Linked DNA regions of Homo sapiens: region 2 is linked to region 1. Evidence: read pairs that join two places in POLR2A ChIA-PET (ENCODE). Cell type or tissue: A673. All regions are shown on one strand. Each heading gives the region's core, and the rest is flanking DNA. Links, peaks and the distances in the headings are about the cores only.

Region 1 (4,399 bases), core at 88-4,087:
TTATATATATGTAGATCCATTGAGCTGTTCATGTAAGATCTGTGTATTTATTGGTCATGATAAACTCAAATTTTAAAAATGAATTTATATATTTAATTGCACAGAAAAAAATATTTCTATTACAATGTTGAGTGAAAAAGGCAAGTTATGCTAGAGCATTTCTCCCTGAACTCACTTGTATTAAAAAAGTTTACATATAAGAAGAAAGAAGACTAGAAGAATATACTCCAAAATATGAGACTGTGCATAAGTTTTATTTTTTATTTTTGGTTGTTTGCATTTTCTAAACTTTAGAAATATAATTCTGATGTATCTGAGGTGGTCCAGCATCTTCTCCAAACTCTCTCAGCCCCAAGCTCAATAGCAATAACCACAGCATTCACAACCTCTGACCCAACGCATCAGCAACATCATCAGCTCTACCAGACAACCAGAGTAGCCATCTTTATCCCTGATCCCTCTGTCCCCTGTGAGGTAAAGCATGTGGCCTCTTGCTGAAGAATATTCCTCCCAGCTCACCTGATAAAATGACAAATCCAGAAACCTATATTTACTTCCCTTTCACAATCATTTAATGATATGAATTGAGCACTGTGGCTACCCATAAGGGAGACTGAGAAAAATAAGTCAGGATCCCCACTCTCCGGGGGATTCCACATAGAAAACTCAACACACATGGAGAACTTTTCTTGGTCATTTCTCTTAATCTCAGCTCTTTTTTTTTTTTTTTTTCCTGGCCCAGCTGGAAACAGGAATAATAATGGCACTTCACTCACAAGTTTGTCCTGAGGTTTAAATGAGGCAACATGAACACAGCATTTTAGCAAAGGGCCAGGTACGGACTGTGTAAGGGTTGTTGGCTGCTGTTTTCTCAGGCTCATCATTCATCACATGCAATCACTGCTCCCTGGCTTTGAATTGTTCCTTTAATTTTCACACTGCCCATGACAAAAATTTCATCAGAAAAAGGTGCATTTAGACTAAGGTTCTTATACCAGAAACACAATGAAAGGGATTGGTAAAAATGCTCCTTTGCATGAGGCAGGCCCATTTTGCTGGATTGTTCTGTGGAGTGTTCACAGATTCTAACAGCATTTACTCGTTGCCATAGAGACCATGTGACTAATTTGTTCAGATTCTTACATCTAATGGACAACCTGCTTATTGAAGTTCTAATGAACTCCAGTAAAACGCTGTGTAAGCAGCTCACTCCCAAACAACATAATAATCCCAGTAGGTATTTGAGATCTGCATCTCTTCTTTGGAATCTGTGTCTTACGGGTGGGAACAAGATTTTAAAGTTTCAGCGTATTAAGTTGTCTTGTCAAAGTTTGGAAATATTAAGCAATATTCTCTTACAGAAATTCATAATATTAAATTATTTAAAATGTTTTACCTAGGCTTTAACTCAAAAACTCCACAAGAAATACTCAAAGAAGCATTTAAAGAGTTAACAAGAATACTCATTGAAGCAGTATTTACAGTATAAAACATTGGAAATAACCAAAATTTTCAACAATGGTAGATATGATAAATAGATCATCATAGTTGTCCTTGATAGGATTCTATACAATTATTTAAAATGTTGTCATATAAGAGCGGGGTGTGGTGGCTCACACCTGTAATCCCAGCACTTTGGGAGGCCGAGGTGGGAGGATCACTAAACGAGGTCAGGAGTTCCAGACCTGCCTGGCCAACATGGTGAAACCCTGTCGCTACTAAAAATACAAAAATTAGCCAGGTGTGGTCCCGAGCACCTGTAATCCCAGCTACTCAGGAAGCCAAGGCAGGAGAATCTCTTGAACCCGGGAGGCAGAGGTTGCAGTGAGCCGAGATTGTGCCACTGCACTCAGCCTGGGTGACAGAGCAAGACTCTGTCTCAAATAAATAAATAAATAGTCATATAAGATTTACTTGTATCTGAAAATCATAAGTAAAAAAACAGGCTTCACAAAAGCTGATAGAAAATAATCCCATTTTGATAAACAATACACATAAATAGAAAAAGAATAAAGGATATATACACACCAAATGTTCATGGTGAGTGATAATGGTGGCATTATGAATGGACAGGCTTTTCTTCTTTGGTCTTTTCTATATTTTTCAAAGTTTTTTGTATTGAACATAAATGAGTTTTATTATCAGGAAAGGCTAAATAAATACAAGTATTTTTAAAATAATTAAAAGAAAGCTCCCCTTTATAGAAAATATGGACCGTGATCTGCTCATCTTTATGGAATAATGTCACCTAATTAATGTATAAGAAATAGCACTTTCTTATACATACTGCACCTCCCATTTTATTTTATTAATTTTTTTTTAGTCAGGGTCTTGCTCTGTTGCCCAGGCTGGAGCACAGTGGTGTGATCACAGCTCATTACAGCCTTGACCTCCTGGGCTCAGTCTATCCTCCCACCTAAGCCTCCTGAGTAGCTGGGACTACAGGTGCACATCACCATGCCTGGCTAATTTTTTTTTTTTTTTTTTTAGTAGAGATGGGGTTTGTCATGTTGCCCGGGCTAGTCTTGATGCCCTGGGCTCAAGTGATCTGCCCACCTTAGGTTCCCAAAGTGCTGAGATTGCAGGCTTGAGTCACTGTGCCCAGCCACTCTCTATTTTAATAATTGATTCTGAAAAGAAAAGAATCATCTATGGATGCTAAAATAGTTGGGTGAAAGTTAACTGGAGAATAGGATACTTACGCAGTCTCAAATTATTACACAACAGATTACATACTAATTACAAAGAGGAAAATATACCTTTACAATGGAGAGAAATGGCAGTCACCTCTTTAATCGAAAGATCAAAACTGTCAGTATCCAAAACGAGACAACACAATGTTTCCTCAATATAAGCAAATAAGAACTACACATTTCCTACATAACATTCTTGAGAAAGATGTTTATCTCGGATCTCATTATAAGGAAATTAGAAAGTGAGGCATTTTCTAACACAACAGTCCTCTACTCTTCAAAATGTCCATGTCATGAAAAACAAACAATGGTGGTGGGACAGTTTTAGATAAAAATAACTAAGGAGATATGAGAACCAAATAAATAAATGAACCTTGATTGAATTCTGGATTTACCAAAGCTGTAAAACACATTCGAGTACAACTGAGAAAATCTAAATATTGGCTGGATATTAGATAGAATTAAAGAATTATTTTTAATTTTCATAGATGTAATAATGCTGATGATTAAGAAGAAAATCTTTGTTCTTCAGAGAATGCTGCTGAAATATTTAAGAACAAAGTATCATAATGTCTGCACTTACTCCCAAATGTCTCATTAAAAATATACAAATAGGCCGGGTGCAGTGGCTCATGCCTGTAATCCCAGCACTTTGGGAGGCCAAGGTGGGCCAATCACTTGAGGTCAGGAGTTTGAGACCAGGCTGGCCAACATGGTGAAACCCCGTCTCTACTAATAATACAAAAATTAGCCAGGCATGGTGGTGGGTGCCTGTAATTCCAGCTACTCGGGAGGCTGAGGCAGGAGAATCACTTGAACCCAGGAGGCGGAGGATGCAGTGAGTAGAGATCGCACCACTGCACTCCAGTCTGGGTGACAGAGTGAGACTCTGTCTCAAAAAAGGAAAGAAAAAAGCAAATATAAAGTAAATGAGGCAAAATTTTAATAATAAGTGAATATAGGTGAGAGATGTACAAGTAGGTGTTCATTGTGCTACTATTTTGACACTTGTAGACTCAAAAATTTGCAAAATTAAAAGTTGGGACAAAAGTACTTGACAAATCATAAAGTACTCAAAAACAATGGCACTATGATTAGTAGCAACAATGAAAGTATTTAGAGAAAAAGAAACTTTTCTTACCATGTGTGGACAGTACAGAGAAACAGGTTGGTTTAGTTTTATATGAATTGTAATATTTCCTTCTTCCCCTAGAGACAGGATATTTGAGTTTTCACCCACAATCTGAAATTAGGTAACCATTAAAGGGATTTTCCTTACAAACCATTTGTGCTCTTCCTACCAGATCTAAACACAGGATCTAAACTTAAGCCTTACTACCCCCATTCAATATTCCAGGAAAGTGCTTGGTCAGTGTACCTAGAAACTGGGCAACCTAAGAGGGGTGTGGTTGGGTGGTGAGTGTGAGGGTGCCAGAGCTGGAAACATTTGGGTTTGCATGTCCACTCTGACACCTTCTGACTTTGAGAAGCTTGGATGCTTCTCTGAACCTCAGTTTCCTCATCTAGAAAAGCAGAGATTTAAAAATGCACCTACTGTATAGCTTTATTGTGAGGATGAAATAAGGTGATACAGGTAAGGGCTCCAGTGCCTGGTTAGTACAAAGTTTTAAGAAACCAGCATCTCGGGAAGGCCTTTCCAACCAGGAAGCTTAATTAGTCATCAAATGTTTAAGAAAATAAATATA
Region 2 (4,399 bases), core at 137-4,136, 200 kb before region 1:
CTTTCTATAATGTAAATTTTATTTATTACACTGATTCAATTCTTTATAGTCTCCAAATAACTCTCAGAATAAATTCTCAACTCCTTCGCTTGTGTATTGCTCCTGCCTATCTTAGTTCATTCTTTCCCCACACGTGTAGCATAAACTTTATTAGATGCAGAACTGAGCATGACTGAAAAGACAGGGAGAAGTGAGGAAGTGGCAAGATTCTGTAGGAATAATAGAATAGTGACCCTGAAGAAAAGTGGATAGCTTTGGTAAATAATCATGAGCTCAATCAGCAGTTATTATAGTGACCTCCAAATGTTGATTTGCTTGTACATTCCAGTCACAAGCCACTGAGTGGAATACAGGCAAGAACACTTATTCATTCCTCTATTCCCATAATGAAGCACAAGATCGGGTACATATGTCATACTCAATAAAGGAGCAAATGAATGAACAAAGTAGGGGGATAACGTTAGGAGGAAAAACAGTAAAAATGAGGAGAGGGTCAAAGAGTTGAGAAGTAAAAATTACTCAGTAACCCAAAATGCTAATCAATTACCCCAAACAGCCACAAAATATATTTGGACACAGAATGCAATTTTTCAATGAATCACATGCTAAAATATCTGCCCTGTTACAAACCACTTGGTGCCTTTCCATCACAAACAGGAGCTAGTCCTGTGGCTTTTCCTGGGAAAAGGACTTTCTTGTGCGGTATCCTTGACAGGTGGAAGAATAATTCATCTTACTCCTTCTATTTTATTTTGGATTTAAGTCATTGAGGTCATCTAACATTTCTTAGAAAGACATGAAATTCTACCCTGCTATATTTTGTTTCTCCAGATTTTGGAAGATGCTGCTGTCATCAGAACCTTTTCTCTGCTGTGGTAACTTGCATCCTGCTCCTGAATTCCTGCTTTCTCATCAGCAGTTTTAGTGAGTTCTGATGGATGATAACTTTTGGGCTTACAATCCTCTATTCTACCTTTCCCCTACTCACTACCCTAAGTGCATATTTTGAGGGAAATAGAACATGTAAAAATAATGTTGGACCTTCAATAGCTATACCCTGTAAATAAAGGTGTCCAAATTATTTTTATGCATTTCATATTACATTTTTCGTTGACATTTTTCTCCTTCAGATAAAGAGAATTTCCAAATCCGGCCGGGCACAGTGGCTCAGGCCTGTAATCTCAGCACTTTGGGAGGCCAAGGTGGGGAGATCACCTGAGGTCAGGAGTTCGAGACCAGCCTGGCCAACACAGTGAAACCACATCTCTATTAAAAATACAAAAATTAGCCGGGTGTGGTGGTGTGCACCTGTAACCCCAGCTACTTGGGGGGCTGAAGTGGAAGAATTGCTTGAACCCAGGAAGTGGAGGTTGTAGTGAGCCGAGATCGTGCCCCTACACTCCAGCCTGGGCGACAGAGCAAGACTCCATCTCAAAAAAAAAAAAAAAGAAAAAAGATAAAGATAGTTTCCAAACGTAAAATGTCTCACTGAAAAAATATGGATATTGTATTTTTGCAAATAGAAAAATCGGTTAATAAAAACTTACAAGATACAGAAATCAAAGAATTAAATACAATTAAAAATATATATGTGTTACACACCATGGAATACTATGCAGCCATAAAAAGATGAATTCAAGGGCCGGGCTGGGCGCGGGAGCTGGCCGGGCTGGGCGCGCCGCGGTCCCGCACCCACTTCCGCTTCCCGTGCGGCGGTGGGGGGATGGCGGCAGGGCCGGTGGGCGGCGGCGGCTCCAGGTCCCTGCCCGGGCGCGGCACTGCGCAGTCCGCCCTCCCCGTCGCAGGGGCGCTCCTGAGCTTCGCGGGGCCGCCTCCAGGGCTGCCTGCGCGGAGGGCCGGCCGCGGCCGACGCGAGTGTTAAGTGTCCGCCCTGGCCGGCTACCCGGAGCCAAGAGCAGGCGGCGGAGCCTGAGCGGGACGTGGCCACGCTGGCGCGGCGGGTCCAAGCCCGCCATTGGTCGGCTTCCGTTACGCCGCTGATGTGGAGTAGGGCGGAGCGCGGAACGCGAGGAGCTGCTGGGGTGTGTGTCGCAGCGGGTTTTCCTCGGCGGTTTGCGGAGCTGCTAGGATGGAGCAGGCTGCGGAGGGAGCGAGTGTGACCGCAGCCCCTGTGTCAGCTGCCGACAGCACTGAGGAGTTGGCCGAAGTCGAAGAAGGAGTTGGAGTAGTGGGCGGGGATAATGACGCAGCCGCGAGAGGAGCGGAGGCCTTTGGCGACAGTGAGGAGGACGGAGAGGATGTGTTCGAGGTGGAGAAGATCCTGGACATAAAGATCGAGGGGGGTGAAATTCTTTACAAAGTTCGCTGGAAAGGCTATACATCGGATGACGATACCTGGGAGCCCGAGACTCACCTGGAGGACTGTAAAGAAGTGCTTCTTGAATTTAGGAAGAAAATTGCAGAGAACAAAGCCAAAGCAGTCAGGAAGGATATTCAGAGACTATCCTTAAATAACGACATATTTGAGGCGAACTCTGATAGCGGTCAGCAAAGTAAGACAAAAGAAGATACTTCCCCAAAGAAGAAAAAGAAAAAATTAAGGCAGAGAGAGGAGAAAAGCCCAGATGATCTGAAAAAGAAAAAAGCAAAGGCCGGGAAGCTAAAAGACAAGTCCAAACCAGACCTGGAGAGCTCCTTGGAAAGTTTAGTTTGATTTAAGGACAAAGAAAAGAATTTCTGAAGCCAAAGAAGAACTAAAGGAGTCCAAAAAGCCCAAAAAAGATGAAGTAAAAGAAACAAAGGAATTAAAGTTAAAAAGGGTGAAATAAGAGATTTAAAGACGAAAACAAGAGAAGATCCCAAAGAAAATAGAAAAACAAAAAAAGAAAATTTGTCGAATCCCAGGTGGAATCTGAATCAAGTGTACTTAATGATTCCCCCTTTCCGGAGGATGACAATGAAGGGCTACATTCCGACAGCAGAGAAGAGAAACAAAACACTAAAAGTGCAAGAGAGAGAGCAGGGCAGGACACAGGGCTGGAGCATGGCTTTGAGAAGCCCCTAGACAGTGCCATGAGTGCTGAGGAGGATACCGATGTCAGAGGCAGGAGGAAAAAGAAGACCCCGAGAAAGGTTGAGGACACTAGAGAGAGCAGGAAGCTAGAGAACAAGAACGCATTCTTAGAGAAGAAAACTGTGCCTAAAAAGCAGAGGAATCAAGACAGAGGCAAAAGTGCTGCAGAGTTAGAGAAGCTTATGCCTATATCTGTCCAAACGCCAAAGGGCTGGAGGTTGAGCGGGGAAGAGAGAGGCCTCTGGTCCATGGACTCAGCCGAGGAGGTAAGGGCCACGGGAGGCAGCAGAAAACCCGTGTTGAGTGGCCAAGACATTTCACAAGCAAGGAAAGGGAAACAGTCAAGCTATGAGAAAGTGTTTATGACCATGGGCGGTCATAAATGAAGATCCTCCAGCTCTTGGACACTGCAGCTTATCTCTTAGTCTCTGGTTTGTTTCTCTTAGAATGATTTTGACTAGAAAATTATAGGCTAATTTGTGAGCAAAAATCAGGATGGTTTTTAGAGGTACTCAGATGATATATGGAGCATTGTATACTCAGGTTTATAGCTTCATCAGCTTATTTTATTAGCTTTTCACATCCTGCTTGGTCATTTCCCCTGTTGTCTTGAGTATACCACTATTAAATAATAGGACACAAACTACATTAACCAGTATTTTAATGCTTATAAAAATGTATTTAATAGAGAATTTGTCCCATTATAAAAATTATTTTTATATGGCTTTGCAAAATGGATATATTTTCCAAATTATGAGAGTATTTATATATGCAATATTTATCAAGGGCTATAAAAAACATCATTTTTTTCATCCATTATTTCCAGTTTTGGGAATTTATTTTAAGGAAATCATTTTAAAGAAGGAAAAGCTGTGCATACATAGTTATTTATGGCAGTATTATCTTCATTAGTGCTACAGCAAAATAGAACAACTTAGAAAATGCAGTGGAGAAGAAAAACCCTACATAAATGTGAACACAGTCATGTAAAAATATGTGTGTAATGTAAGCAAAAATGAATTTTAAAAAAGATTATGCATGTAAAAGTACAAGGACCAGAAGGGGGAACATGGAGAAGTAAAATAGTCATGATTGGTTAAGACTATGGGTGGAAAACTTTCTTAGAATTTTCTTTTTTTTTTTTTATAATAATAAAATTCCTAAAAGAGGGTTGGAAAACTGGTGTTGGGTTTTGAATTTGATATTTTGTGAATTATTATATGGTTGACTGAGGAAGCAAAATTCTTTTGTGTGAAGAGGATTTAATGATCATTGATCATGTACCACAGTATACAAGGGTGATTCCCTGAAGCCACAAACCTGTATTTTCCGGTTTTCAAATAAATATACAGTGTCAAAAAAAAA

Evidence for each region. ChIA-PET counts read pairs that join two places held together with the same protein. Peaks named below come from ENCODE experiments on the same cell type or tissue, not always from the same donor. Only the 100,000 strongest peaks of a DNase experiment are listed, where the experiment ranks them.
Region 2: POLR2A ChIA-PET joins it to region 1 with 6 read pairs; 2 of 35 experiments call an interaction of 5 or more read pairs at or near these places.

The regions. Positions count from the first base shown.
Region 1 is chr12:7,236,972-7,241,370 of GRCh38, reverse strand. It overlaps the pseudogene LOC100420983. Among named protein-coding and RNA genes, the nearest start is that of PEX5, 49 kb to the right of the region's middle. In A673, for the core only: no CTCF peak of the experiment used is centred there; no DNase peak of the experiment used is centred there.
Region 2 is chr12:7,437,679-7,442,077 of GRCh38, reverse strand. It overlaps CD163L1 (CD163 molecule like 1), which reads left to right. Exons shown (of 20, transcript NM_174941.6): 2 at 832-924. It also overlaps the pseudogene LOC100419928. Among named protein-coding and RNA genes, the nearest start is that of CD163L1, 4.3 kb to the left of the region's middle. In A673, for the core only: no CTCF peak of the experiment used is centred there; a DNase peak (open chromatin) is centred at 1,917; H3K4me3 peaks cover 1,285 bases; H3K27ac peaks cover 1,785 bases.